Regions from separate parts of the Homo sapiens genome. Here region 2 is linked to region 1. A link is a contact called in ENCODE Hi-C or POLR2A ChIA-PET data. All regions are on one chromosome and are shown on one strand. The core of a region is the stretch at or near the end of the contact, and the rest is flanking DNA. Distances in the headings are between cores, read along the strand shown.

Evidence for each region. Hi-C counts contacts between places; a loop is a spot of excess contacts on that map. ChIA-PET counts read pairs that join two places held with the same protein, here RNA polymerase II (POLR2A). Pooled maps may share reads with other maps.
Region 2: a loop to region 1 is called in a pooled map, with 1.8 times the contacts of the local background. The contact joins two enhancer-like sites. A Hi-C loop is called at or near these places in 13 of 168 maps with a recorded cell type or tissue (Caco-2, Calu3, GM12878 and 8 more), 10 of 37 single-sample maps with no recorded cell type and 8 of 50 pooled maps. POLR2A ChIA-PET finds 5 or more read pairs at or near these places in 2 of 52 experiments (K562 and activated CD4-positive, alpha-beta T cell).

What each region holds. Positions count from the first base shown.
Region 1 is chr11:93,937,055-93,942,920 of GRCh38, forward strand. It overlaps the pseudogene LOC101060084. Among named protein-coding and RNA genes, the nearest start is that of HEPHL1, 81 kb to the right of the region's middle. Within about 2 kb of position 2,422, at least 3 of the 41 ENCODE cell types and tissues checked have a DNase peak (open chromatin) inside an H3K27ac peak, as active enhancers do.
Region 2 is chr11:94,181,107-94,186,972 of GRCh38, forward strand. It overlaps PANX1 (pannexin 1), which reads left to right. Exons shown (of 5, transcript NM_015368.4): 5 at 1-862. Among named protein-coding and RNA genes, the nearest start is that of PANX1, 55 kb to the left of the region's middle. Within about 2 kb of position 2,810, at least 6 of the 41 ENCODE cell types and tissues checked have a DNase peak (open chromatin) inside an H3K27ac peak, as active enhancers do.

The DNA of each region.
Region 1 (5,866 bases), core at 1,172-3,671:
ACTCATTGCCTATTAGGGGTGACTATTTTATTACACATTGTTTGTCAAAAGAGATGCATTTCTATTCCTTTTGCAGTCGAATGAGGCAGGAGCAAGGCAAGCAGGTAACCTTGCTCTTTGAGGATTCCTGCAACTGTCTGAGAAAGCTTTGGCAGTTCTGGTGTGCACGCGACTGACATGCAGGTCTCTTGAGCGTGATGACATTTTTGGGACCTACCTTCTAGAACCTACTGGATTTGCTGTGTCTTGCAGCATAAGTTCACTGCCTCTCTAACTAAATAAAAGTTAAATAAATAGTTAAAATTTAAAACTTGACAGGGTGCAGTGGCTCATGCCTGTAATCCCAGCACTTTGGGAGGCTGAGGCGGGAGGATTGCTTGAGCTCAGGAGTTTGAGACCAGCCTGAGCAACACAGAGAGACCCCATCTCTACAAAAAGTAAAAAGAAAAAAAAATTAGCTGGGCATGGTGGTGTGCACCTGTGGTCCCAGCTACTTGGGAAGCTGATGTGGGAGAATTGCTTGAGATCGAGAGGTGGAGGTTGCAGTGAGCCAATATCGTGTCACTGCACTCCAGCCTGGGTGACAGAGTGAGATCCTGTCTCAAAAAATAAAAGAATAAAAAATTAAAATTAAAATTAAAAAAATTAAAACTTACAAAAAGTTTCATTGATGGCGTTTTCATCATGTTTAAACTTCCGGATCTCAAAGAAGTTAGGTGTCTGATCAAAGCCACCTTATTTGAGAGGTCTTCCTGACCACTGAACACAAGCACCAATATTCCTTGGGCCTTCTCACACCAGTACTCTTTAACTCAGTTGTCCTTATTGATTTTTCTTCAGGACACATATCAGCACCTAATAAATATGTTGTTTGTCATCCATTTCTCCTTATAAAATAAAAACTACATGGGGGCAGGGACTTGATTTTGTTCACTGCTCTATGCTCAGTATCTAGAATGGTTCTTGGCACATAGTAGATGCTCAACAAATATTTATGGAATGATTGAATAAGTAAACTCCTAGTCTATTTCCAACAATAGTCTAATGTGTATTTAGAGTTCATGCTGATCCTCAAGTTGCATACTCAAAATCTTTGCATTTTACTCATCTCTTTCTCATATCTAGCTGACTGCTGTACATTGCAAAGTTATAGCACTTCTCACATGTGGCAGAATTTTCTTTGATTTTGAGAATCATTTGTATTGTCAAATGCCTCAGACATTAGGATGTATAGTATTTGTTCTTTCCTTATCACTTTCAACCTCCTTTTTAATGGCTACTTTTGTTTCCATTGTAAGGATGCTCTTCTTAATTGTTGTAGTAGCATTTTGGGAGGTCAAGGCAGAGGATCACAGGAGCCCAGGAGTTCGAGACCAGCCTGGGCAACATAGTCAGACCTCATCTCTGCTAAAAATTTAAAAAATTAGCTGGTCATCATGGTGCATTTCTGTAGTCCCAGTTAGTAGGTGGCTGAGGCAGGAGGAGCGCTTGAGTCTGGGAGGTCAAGGCTACAGTGAGCCATGGTTGTGCCACTGGACTCCAGCCTGGGTGACAGAGCAAGACCCTGTCTCCAGGAAAAAAAAATTAGTTATGGTAAATCCTTACAACCATCCTAGCGTAGGGAATGTGCCCTTACAATATGGTGGAGGGCAAAAGGATGCTCATACCATGTTTGGGTCAAGGGCACTTTGGCACCAGGGTTCAGCTTAGCTTTGTGTGAGTGTTCATCCATTGAAATTCACAGGTAGAAGGGCTTCTCTACTCCCAGGTCTGCCTGTGTTACCCCACTGTCCCAGTCACTGGCCCCCTTAGGGTGGCTCTCAGAGGCCCTGCCAGCTCCTGCTTCCTCCCTTTGCCCCTGCTGTTCCTTCTGCCTGGACAACCTCTCTTTCCCACGTATCCAGTTCAAGTCCCTGTTGTCCAAAGCCCTTCCCTTACTGCTCCAACCACATCACGGTACCCTCGAATTCCTTTCTCTGTACTGGTCTTTCTCTCTTCATCTAAGTGACCAGCAGTGAAATTCCACAGAAGAAACCTTTGACTTGGAGTCAAAAGTTCAGATTTGAGCCTTGTATCTGCCTCATATCAGACAGCCATCTCTGAGCCTCAATTTCCTCCTCAGTAAATTCTGACAACTATTTGCACTTGGAAGACATGACAAGGCCGTTTCAGGGTCAGGTATGATCATGTAGGAAATAAGCTTTGGAGATGATTCAGCGTATGCAAAGATCCCAGACATAATCATTATAGGATTTTTTATGCTTCATCTAGAACAGCGTGGCCCTTACTAAGAACATATAAATCCCAGTGATGCTGGTGGCAAGTGACAGAGTACATTTTAACTACAGTTGCAAAATGAAATCCTGCTCAGAACTGGCTTTGTTCCCTTTTGGGATTTCCACATTTGGGAAAGGGTGATCAAAGAGAGGAAGAGAAAAAGAAGGAAGCTGACGTTTTACAGAGCTGTGCATTCAGTTTGTGTAAGCTACTTTGGATAATCACATTTCCTGATTGCCTTTGTGGGTTTGGAACATTCAGTCATTTGTTCTTACGTTTAGTCATCCACTGAACATTTATTGAGAGTTTATTATGCCCTGGGCACTGTGGATACAGAGATGAATAAGGAGATGAATAAGGCACATGCCTGCAACCCAGCCAGGTTGAGGGAGCTGGCATGTGACCAACAAGATGGATGCAGCAATTAAGATATGTCTAGGGAACAGAAGGGGCACCTAGCTCAAACCAGGGACCAGCAATTATTCTCAGGGCATTGTTTGCATGGAAGGTAAGACGGCATACACTGGGCATATGACTGCATGTAGTAGGGTAAGAAAACATCCAATACAAAGGAATCCATTAGATGACATGGCTGTATTCCTGAACTCATGTTCTCAGCCACTCTACAGCCAAATATTAGCCTGTCAGGGGTCTGATGGCGTGGTGCGTTTCCATGACGTAATTTCTTTAGACCACTCTCAGCATACTGCCTTGGAGGAAGGGGCCAAATCAGTGTCCCTCACATAAAGGGCCCTGTGTTTCTCCACTGTGTTTTGCTCACTCTAGCCATCTGTGGGTAGGGCCACTGCTCAGACAGTGATACTCAGACACAGGAAGACTTGGTTGAGTCTCTCTCTATTTTTGAATGATTTCAGGTTTCCTAGACTTCTGCTTGAGTAGACTGGGAAACTCAAAGCCTTAGTCAAGGAAACCAATTTTTTTTCTTTTTCTTTTTTAATTAGCTTTTTATTTTAGAATTACAAAAATGTTGCAAAGATAGCACAGGGAGTTTCCATATACCCCTCACCCAGTTTTCCCTTACTGTGAGCATCAGACATTACCACTTGTCACAACTAAGAAATCAGCGTTGGAATATTTCTATTACCTGAATTCCACATTTTATTCACATTTCACCAGTTTTCCCACTAATGTTCTTTCCTGTTCCAGGATCCCATCCAGGATATCACATTATGCTTAATTGTCATGTCTCCTTAGGTTCCTTTAGGCTATGACAGTTTCCCAGCTTGTCCTTGTTTTTGATGACCTTGACAGTTTTGAGGAGTGCTGGTCAGATGTTTTGTAGAATGTCCCTCCATTGGGTTTGTCTGATGTTTTTCTCATAGCTAGACTGGGGTCATGGGTTTTGGGAGGAAGACCACAGAGGTGAAGCTAACATAGTTGTATTCCATTCACATCATTTCAGTGGTACATGCTATCAACATGGCATTGCTACGGATGTTAATCTTTATCACCTGGCCTAGGTGGACCTTTCTAGTTTTTGTCACTGTAAAATGACTTTCCTCCCACTTTCTATACTCTCATTCTTTAGAAGTGAGTCATTAGGTGCACTCCATACTCAAAGGGATGGGGGAATTAAATTCTATTTCCTAGGAATCTACATAAATTATTTGGAATTCTTCTGTGAGGAAGATTAGCCTTCCCATTTATTATTTATGTAATTATGTACTTATATCAGTATGCAGTTATAAATATTTATTTTATATTTATTTACACATAACATTGCTTTATCTGTTTTGTTGCTCAAATGGTTTCTGCTTTGGCCATGGGGAGATACTTTAGGTTGACCTCTGTTTCCTTTTGGCATGCCCCCACCCTTTTGGTTTTTGAGCACTTCCTTACTTTCAGACACAAGATGCTTCAAGCTCATCTTGTATTCTTCATCCCCATCTACAAAGATCTGTTTTTCACTCCCATGACATTTCTGACACCAACTGTGTGTTTTTTTCTTCCCTACTCTAACCAGTTCTCTAACACTAGCAAAGGTGCCCCACAATTCAGTTCGGTTCTGACACTATCTACTTGGAGTTAGAGTCAGATTCTGAAGTTCAAGGCTCAGTCCACAAGGCTTCCTCCACTTCAAACACCAATTGCAAGTCCAGGCCTCCTGTACTTCTGACTAACCTGCTATAAATTGGGGGTTCCCACCACTCTGTCCTCTGAGCCACCTTCACGGCTTGTCTCATTAAGCTTCTGAGGGCCTCCTGAGGAATCCAGCTGAATAGTGTTCAGCTTTTTGGTTATTATTTGCCACTTAGCAGTTTTTAAGATCAGAGATATGATCTAGTGCCACCACAGGAGATTTGCTTTGGGAAAGAGTCTATGAGATGTAGCTGTGGCTGGTGAAAAAGCACTGGCCAAGTCTAGAACTATATAAAAAGGGTTATGTACCATAACCAAATGGAACTTATCCCTGGACAGACCTCCGGGAAAACAGTTTACTCACTATTGTCAGTTTATTATAAAGGCTACAACTCAGGAAGAGCAGCATAGATGCAGAAGGCAAGGCATGAAGATGGGGGTGCGAGGCTTCCATGCACTCCCCAAGCTGCACCTTGATGTGTTCACCAGCCCAGGAGCTCTCTGAACCCAGTTGAAAAAACTGTTTTTTTTCAACCCAGGTTTTTTCTGCAGTCTCTATTTTGTAGGCATGATCTATTACATCATTGGTCACTGGTGATTAATCAATCTCCAGCCCTGGAGGTCAGAGGGTGTGGCTGAAAATTTCAACCATCTAATCACTGGCTGATCTTCTGGTAACCAGTTCCCATCCTGAAGCTATGTATGGGCCCACCAAGAGATACCTCATCAGCATAAACTCAAGTATGGTTAAAAGGGGCTTCTGAGGAAAAGTAAATGATGCTCCTCTCACTCCTGTCACTCAGGAAATTCCAAGCGTTTTAGACTCTCTTGTGTCAGGAACCAGGAACAAATACCAAATATTATTTAAAAAGGCACTCTTCTCACCCCATCACTTAGGAAACTTTAAGGGTTTAGGAGCTCTGTGCTAGGAACCTGGGATGAAGGCCAAATATATATTTCTTATTATGTCACAATATTACACCATCGCTAGAATCAAGATTGTGTTCTTCAAGGAGTCCTGGTTTTTTTTTTTTTTTTTTTGGAGAATGGCAGTAGAGTTCAAGATTTTGGCTCTGGGTATGCTCATTGGTACTGAGGTATAACTGTTTCTAGTTTTTGCAGCAGACAGAGCTAGGAAATATAGGTATGTATGTATAATCATGCATACACACATATATATATTTCTATATCTATCCATCTGTATCTATGTTAAGCTAAATGTGAGTTTAGATTGATGTCTCTGACTCTGATCTATCACCACATGGACTCCTTCTAGCCTTGTCTCTGCTTATCTGTAACTTCTTCTTCTAACAGTGAGAACACTGGCTCTCACCATCCATCATTCAACCCTAGTATACATGTATAGCAATTTCATAATTCTTAACTTATACCCCTGTGAGAAGCAACTTTAAAGTACAGTGTTTGTATACAATTTCCTTTGTCTCTAGCCTTACAATTTCCAACATTTTCCAAATTTTCAAAGCCAAAA
Region 2 (5,866 bases), core at 1,560-4,059, 240 kb after region 1:
TGTAAGTCCTCATCAAATGAAAAGCAGAAAGACAAGAACAATTAGTCAAGAGCAGTAGCCCTGTCAGAGCCTCGGAGCAATACCTTTCTGTACCCGTGGTGAGACAAGACCCAGAGCTACTGGAAAACAAGCACTTTGGAAGATTTGTTTTGTTTTCATGGAATAATAATATGTCAGGGTATAATTTAACGTGAGTTTCTTATGTGCCCTTAAAGACTGTTAGACAAGAAAAGCATTCACTGGCTAATAATCCATAGGTCGACCTATGTCCTAAGTTAGGTGTAAGGTCCGATGCCTTGGCCCACACTCGAGCTCTCTTTACATTGTTAGTTGTCAACCTTGGCTGATGGAAATCCCGTAACCACTATTTGTTGCACTGTGCCTTGAAGGGCAGCAGGCCCAAGTGCTGCTCTGACTGAAAACTGAGTTAACAAGATGAAATCTAAAGGATATTCACAGTGACTTCAATTCAGGAAGAATGCTTCCAAAAGAGCCCAGTGGGGAAATCTGACATCACAGAAGACATTAATTCAGTCACTTTCAAAGAGTTTGTCTACAGGCGGTTTCTCTGTTATCAAAGGCATTTGAAATAGGATTTTACTTAAACAATAATGGAACACAGGAGTATTTAAAGTGAAGAACACTTTGCCTGAATGTGATCAGGGCACATAAGTGACATTGGCATGCTTCATATGGCGTGCTTGGAGCCAGAAAAACTTAGCGGTTTATTTTGTTTATATTTAAGCACAGCTTTAAAAAATTCATTATCGTTTATTCAGTGTCCGAATTGAGGCCATTTGGGAAGAAAATTCTAGCACTGGTGGAGAATTATAGAATAAAGATTATAAATGGTTGGATAAGACAAATGTAAGCTTATTTCATAAACATTTAAAGCTGATTCAGAACATGTTAAAAACTGTTCCCAATTCCAACTATGTAAATAGATCCTATGTTCACATTTTACACACACACACAAAAATCTTTAACATCTGTGGAACTTCCCAGTTTTAGTCTTAGAAAGTTAGCATGTTGCATAAGTTCAGTAATCCTCAGGAACCTCCAAGTTTACTTTTAGCTCTTACGGACAGTTGTTTACATAATCTAATTACTGTTTTCTGAAGAACGGAAATTATATAAGCTGCTGTCTGCCTTTTGGAATATTCAGAAAAGCAGATTTTATTTGTACTTCTGTGATGTTTTCTGAAATGGAAAGCTGATGATAAATATCAAAGTAGCAATCAGTGCGTTAAATTATTCTGTTACATGATATTTATTACTGTTGAATTATTCTGTGACTTAGAAATGGCAGTAACCTAAATAATGGAATTTGCAAAATTATTATATTGCCGTATCTGAGATGTTCCATCACAAGTTTCTACACTGGTTTCTTTTGAAAATTTAAAAAGATTTACGAGATACATTTTCTAGGATATGATTTTTTTTTTACAAAAAGCTTCATCTTCTGTAGACTATCCTTAATTTCTATTTTGAAACGGTAAAAATTGATATTTTAGGACACCAGGAAGTCTCCAAGCCATTCCCACTCTCTGAACTCCAGTAGGGTCTGTGATGTCCCAGGCACCAGTACCAAGTTGGATGTGCAGATATGCATAGGCAGGTCCCATCCTTGAGGACTTCAGAGTCCAGTAAAAGGCAGCAGAAACATGGGCTGGTGCCTAAGAGGAGAAAGCGTAGCCACAGTAAAGGCTATGCCAGAAAACTCCTAGCAAATGCTCTGTGTTCTTGGGAGAGGGCACATTGTTTTTGTTTTCTCTCCTATAGTTCCTGTAACTGCTGGTTTTGAGAATATAGTAATCATTTTTCCCAGAGGCAGATGACCACCTTAAGGTTCTTTAGCTGCAAATCCTCTAGGTTGAAGTTTGTGTGAAATAGTCACAGTGATTTTGAATAGTAAGGAATCCAGTTGCCTTTTGAACCTTCCCTCACAGGGATGAGAGAACAAGCCTGTGGAGGTTGTGGAGCTACTGGTAAACAACTGTCAGGGCCCCAGAAGGCTGATGTGGAGGCCTGGGGATACATTTCATCTAATAAAAGTATTACTAGGTATCAGTATCAGTAATAAAAGTATTATAATAAAGTATCAGTAATAAAAGTATTATAATAAAAAGTATTATTAGGACAGGTAAACTCATCCATCTACTGTGAGCTGCTGGCTTGGAGAACGACTTTTGAGGAGCCAGTTTCCTGAGGAGAAATGCTTTTATAAAGCACTCATTGCTTTGTAAAAGGAGACAAAACTGATCCTAAATGACCACTCCAGGGTTGCTGATTTTGTTTCTGGCTCATGTCTGCCTAGTAAACCACCAGCAAGCTGCTGAACCAGGCTGGAAACAACATTGTTGCAACTGGGAGGGACATAGAGTACTGTGAAAGCAGCGTTCCAACACATCTTCACTTTTACAAAGGGATAGGCAGAGACTTCCAACATAGAGGTTCTTAAACTTCGAGGGGTTACAATCCCCTTGCAAATATTTTTATAGCTATGGACCCTCTCCTCAGATCTACAGCCAACATTTTCAGTGCACCTTAGGAGGTCATTTTAGTCCACGCCTCTGAAAAAGCTGCACTCCAACGGCTGAAGAGCAAGCCATACGGCCGAGAATGGGGCTCCCTTTGCCTTCATGAAAGCTACTTCCCCCAACACTAAGACTCAGCTGTACGTTTGCTTAGCTCAGTCACATTTACATTCTTCTGGGTGAACTGTACCTTTTGAGTACCTGCCTTCATTTTCTAGAATCAGACCTAACAAGGTCAGTAGAAGCCTGGGCAGCAGCAGGCCTGGAAAGACGAGGCAGCCAGCATGAACTGCTGTTCTCTCCCTGACCACAAGGCGTCGTCTTCCTCCAGGGTCAAGTAATTGTTCTTGTTCCGCCTCACAGGAATGTGGGGAGGAAGGACGTAACACTATAAAATGCTGCGTCCTACCTTAAACTTGTACTGTGAGAAAGCTGGAAACTTCCACCTGTACAGTGGGTCTGGTTTGCATGTTTAGTTTCATTTGTGGGAACTGCTTGTCCAAGAGTGAGCTCAGGTCAGGGCAGTTTGTGCCTATGAGAATTAGCTCAGCTATCAGGCAGGTTTTTAGACACCTTTTTAAAATGTGCTCGTGTTTGGTTTGTTTTGCTTACTGTCAGTCCTGGGTCAATCAAAGGTTTGTAAGGGTGAGAATTTTTATGCACTGCTATATCGCAAGTGCTTAAAACAGAGACTGGCCCAGATGAGGCATTCTTCAAATGTTTGTTGAAATGAATGGACAAACTCTTAGGATAAATCCTAATTTGTTGGCAACTGTTATTTGATTTTAGAAGGCAAACTGATTTTATTTTAGAGAGGGGAAGGGGAGGGGAGGCTCATTAGCCTCTTGGTAGAAAGAGGACTATTTCTGCAAATGAATAGGTTTCCACCTTAAGTAGTGACAGTCCTTAACTTCTTATTATGGAGTGAGTCTTGACCGCTTTCCAAGTTCAATAGAAGTTCAAGATTGCCTCTCAGTGATTAGGGAAATTGAAGCTTTTAAAGCTCCTGGTCTCAGTAATTCCTCAGAATAAACCTCTTTAAAAGGGATATTGATGGAAATGTACAATTACCAGTAATTGAGGTTTTATCTGAGGGGATGGAGATGATGAAATGGTTCCTTCTTGGAAGTTGTTGGCATTTTGGCTTTATTTTTCACAAATAAAGTGAAACCATTTAAAACGATTGACAACGATTATATAGTGCCATGTGGAATACAATAGATATTAATTTGTGGTTGGTTTTTCTGCCTGCTTTAAATGAAATGTATTATGTTTCTGGGTTCCTTTTTTAGCTGTAAAAATACTTCGTCACTAAAGCATGAAATTTAATCAGCAGTTGTTCTTCAAGTTCCTGAAAGCTATAAAAGTTTCTCATGACTTGAGTGGTTTTTTCCCTGCCCACCAGAGGAGAAAGCCCTTGTAGAATTCTGCAGTGTTACAAGTGTTCCCTACAAAAACTGAAACCATCAGCTCCTCTTTAACAAGTTGGCTTTTTAAAAGCACGTAATTACAATTTAATGGTATTCTGTAAAGTGGTGCTTTAGGCATAATTTAAATTCTTTTTAATGACTATATTTCTTCAAAACTTTGAAAGAAAAATGTGTTCTTTTTGCTGCATCCTTTGTAAGAAGACTGCCAACAGAGGAAAAAGGACTTTACAAATTAAGACCATCTTGGTTTCATTTCCACAAAGATGAGAACAAATCATGGTGTTAGGAAAGGATCCTTAGAAGAACACAAGAATTTGAAAGCCCTTGGTGGTTATCACTACTATATTTCATATTTCCACAGAAGTGACTTAGCCAAGCTCTGCATTTTGAGCCTGCTGACTTTCATTTAAAAGGAATGAAAGGCTGAAAATCCAGGCTGCTGTGTCTGTAGATAAAGGTCAAACCATGTTTGAGTTCTTCACTGTTGTGTCCACCTAAATAAAACTGAGTAAGTAATGAAAAATGTCTTAATATTTCTTGCCTTCCCTTTAGGGAGAGTCATTTCATGGAAGATGTAATGGGAGATGCATTCCAAAATGTCTTGAGGCTCATTGCTGTCTGCTGGAAACATAAAATTCCATAGGCTTCATGCTGCTTGCTAAAATCCAGCTGGCAGTGACTAAAGAAAGAGAGTCCTTGATTAAGGGCCCACAGATTCTGGAATTTCTAAAGCACAAATCACTTGCTTTCTGATTGAGGATTGTTTGCCTGGGCTTGGGAAAAAAAGATCAGCAACCATGTGCTACTAAACATGGGTTCTCCTGCTCACCTCTCTCAAGAGGAGGACTCCTTTGTACAATGGTTAGTACAGCTTACTATTGTGGGTAATCAGAGCCATGTGAAATTTTAGTGCCATTCCTGGCATATCACAAATATAGTAAATTCTCTCTAAGTGCTAGCTTTGACTATCTTGCTCACCAGCTATTCCCAGGGTGGCAACCCCAGGACCCTTGGATGTTGTATTAGTTTTCTATTGCTCCATAACAAATTAATGCAAACTTAGCAGCTTAAAGCAATACACATATATCATCTTGCAGTTTCCTGGGTCAGGAATCTGGACACAGCTCAGCTAGGTCCTGTGCTCAGGGATTCACAGTGCTACAGCCTAGTTGTGGAAGGTTGTATTCTCATCTGGAAGGTCAACTGGGGAAAGAGCTGCTTCAAAGCTGCCTCAGGTTGTTGGCAGAATTCATTTTGCCTAACTCAGAATCAACTGATTTGGGACCTTAATCACATCTGCTAAAACCCTCCACCTTTGCCATATTATCTTGGCTAGAATCAAGTCACAGGTCCTGCCCACACTCTTAAGTGGGAGTCATGGGGCTACACTACACTCTGTCAGCACAGATAACCTAAATCCTACCCAGTCTGTCTCAGAGACCTGTAGCTTTACCCCCTTAACAGTCTTCTGAGGCCGGCCTCTGTTCCCAGTGGTGTCATTCAGGCCCTTGTCTCTCCTGAATTCCTCTGATAGTCTTACTGTATCTAACCCAGCTAACACATTTTCTGTCTGTGGACTTTCTAGAATGCAGCAGTGATCATGCAAACTCTCCCTACCATTCCACCATCAGCACTTTTAAATCCCTTGGGACTCTTCGTGGCTTTCAGGACAAAGAACAACCTTGTTTCTTAGACCATACAAGGCCCCACCTCTTGAAGATCATCACATAGCCACTACTCTCCCTCTCATCTCTTACACAGCCTCGTGCACTGTTTCTTAAAAGCCTCTCTGCTTTCTCGGATGCTGTCTGTCCTCATCCGCCTCATACATTCTATTCAGAAGTCACCTCCAGCCTCCCCAGCAGGAAGTATTCGTGACCTGCCACTCCCTTTGTCCTG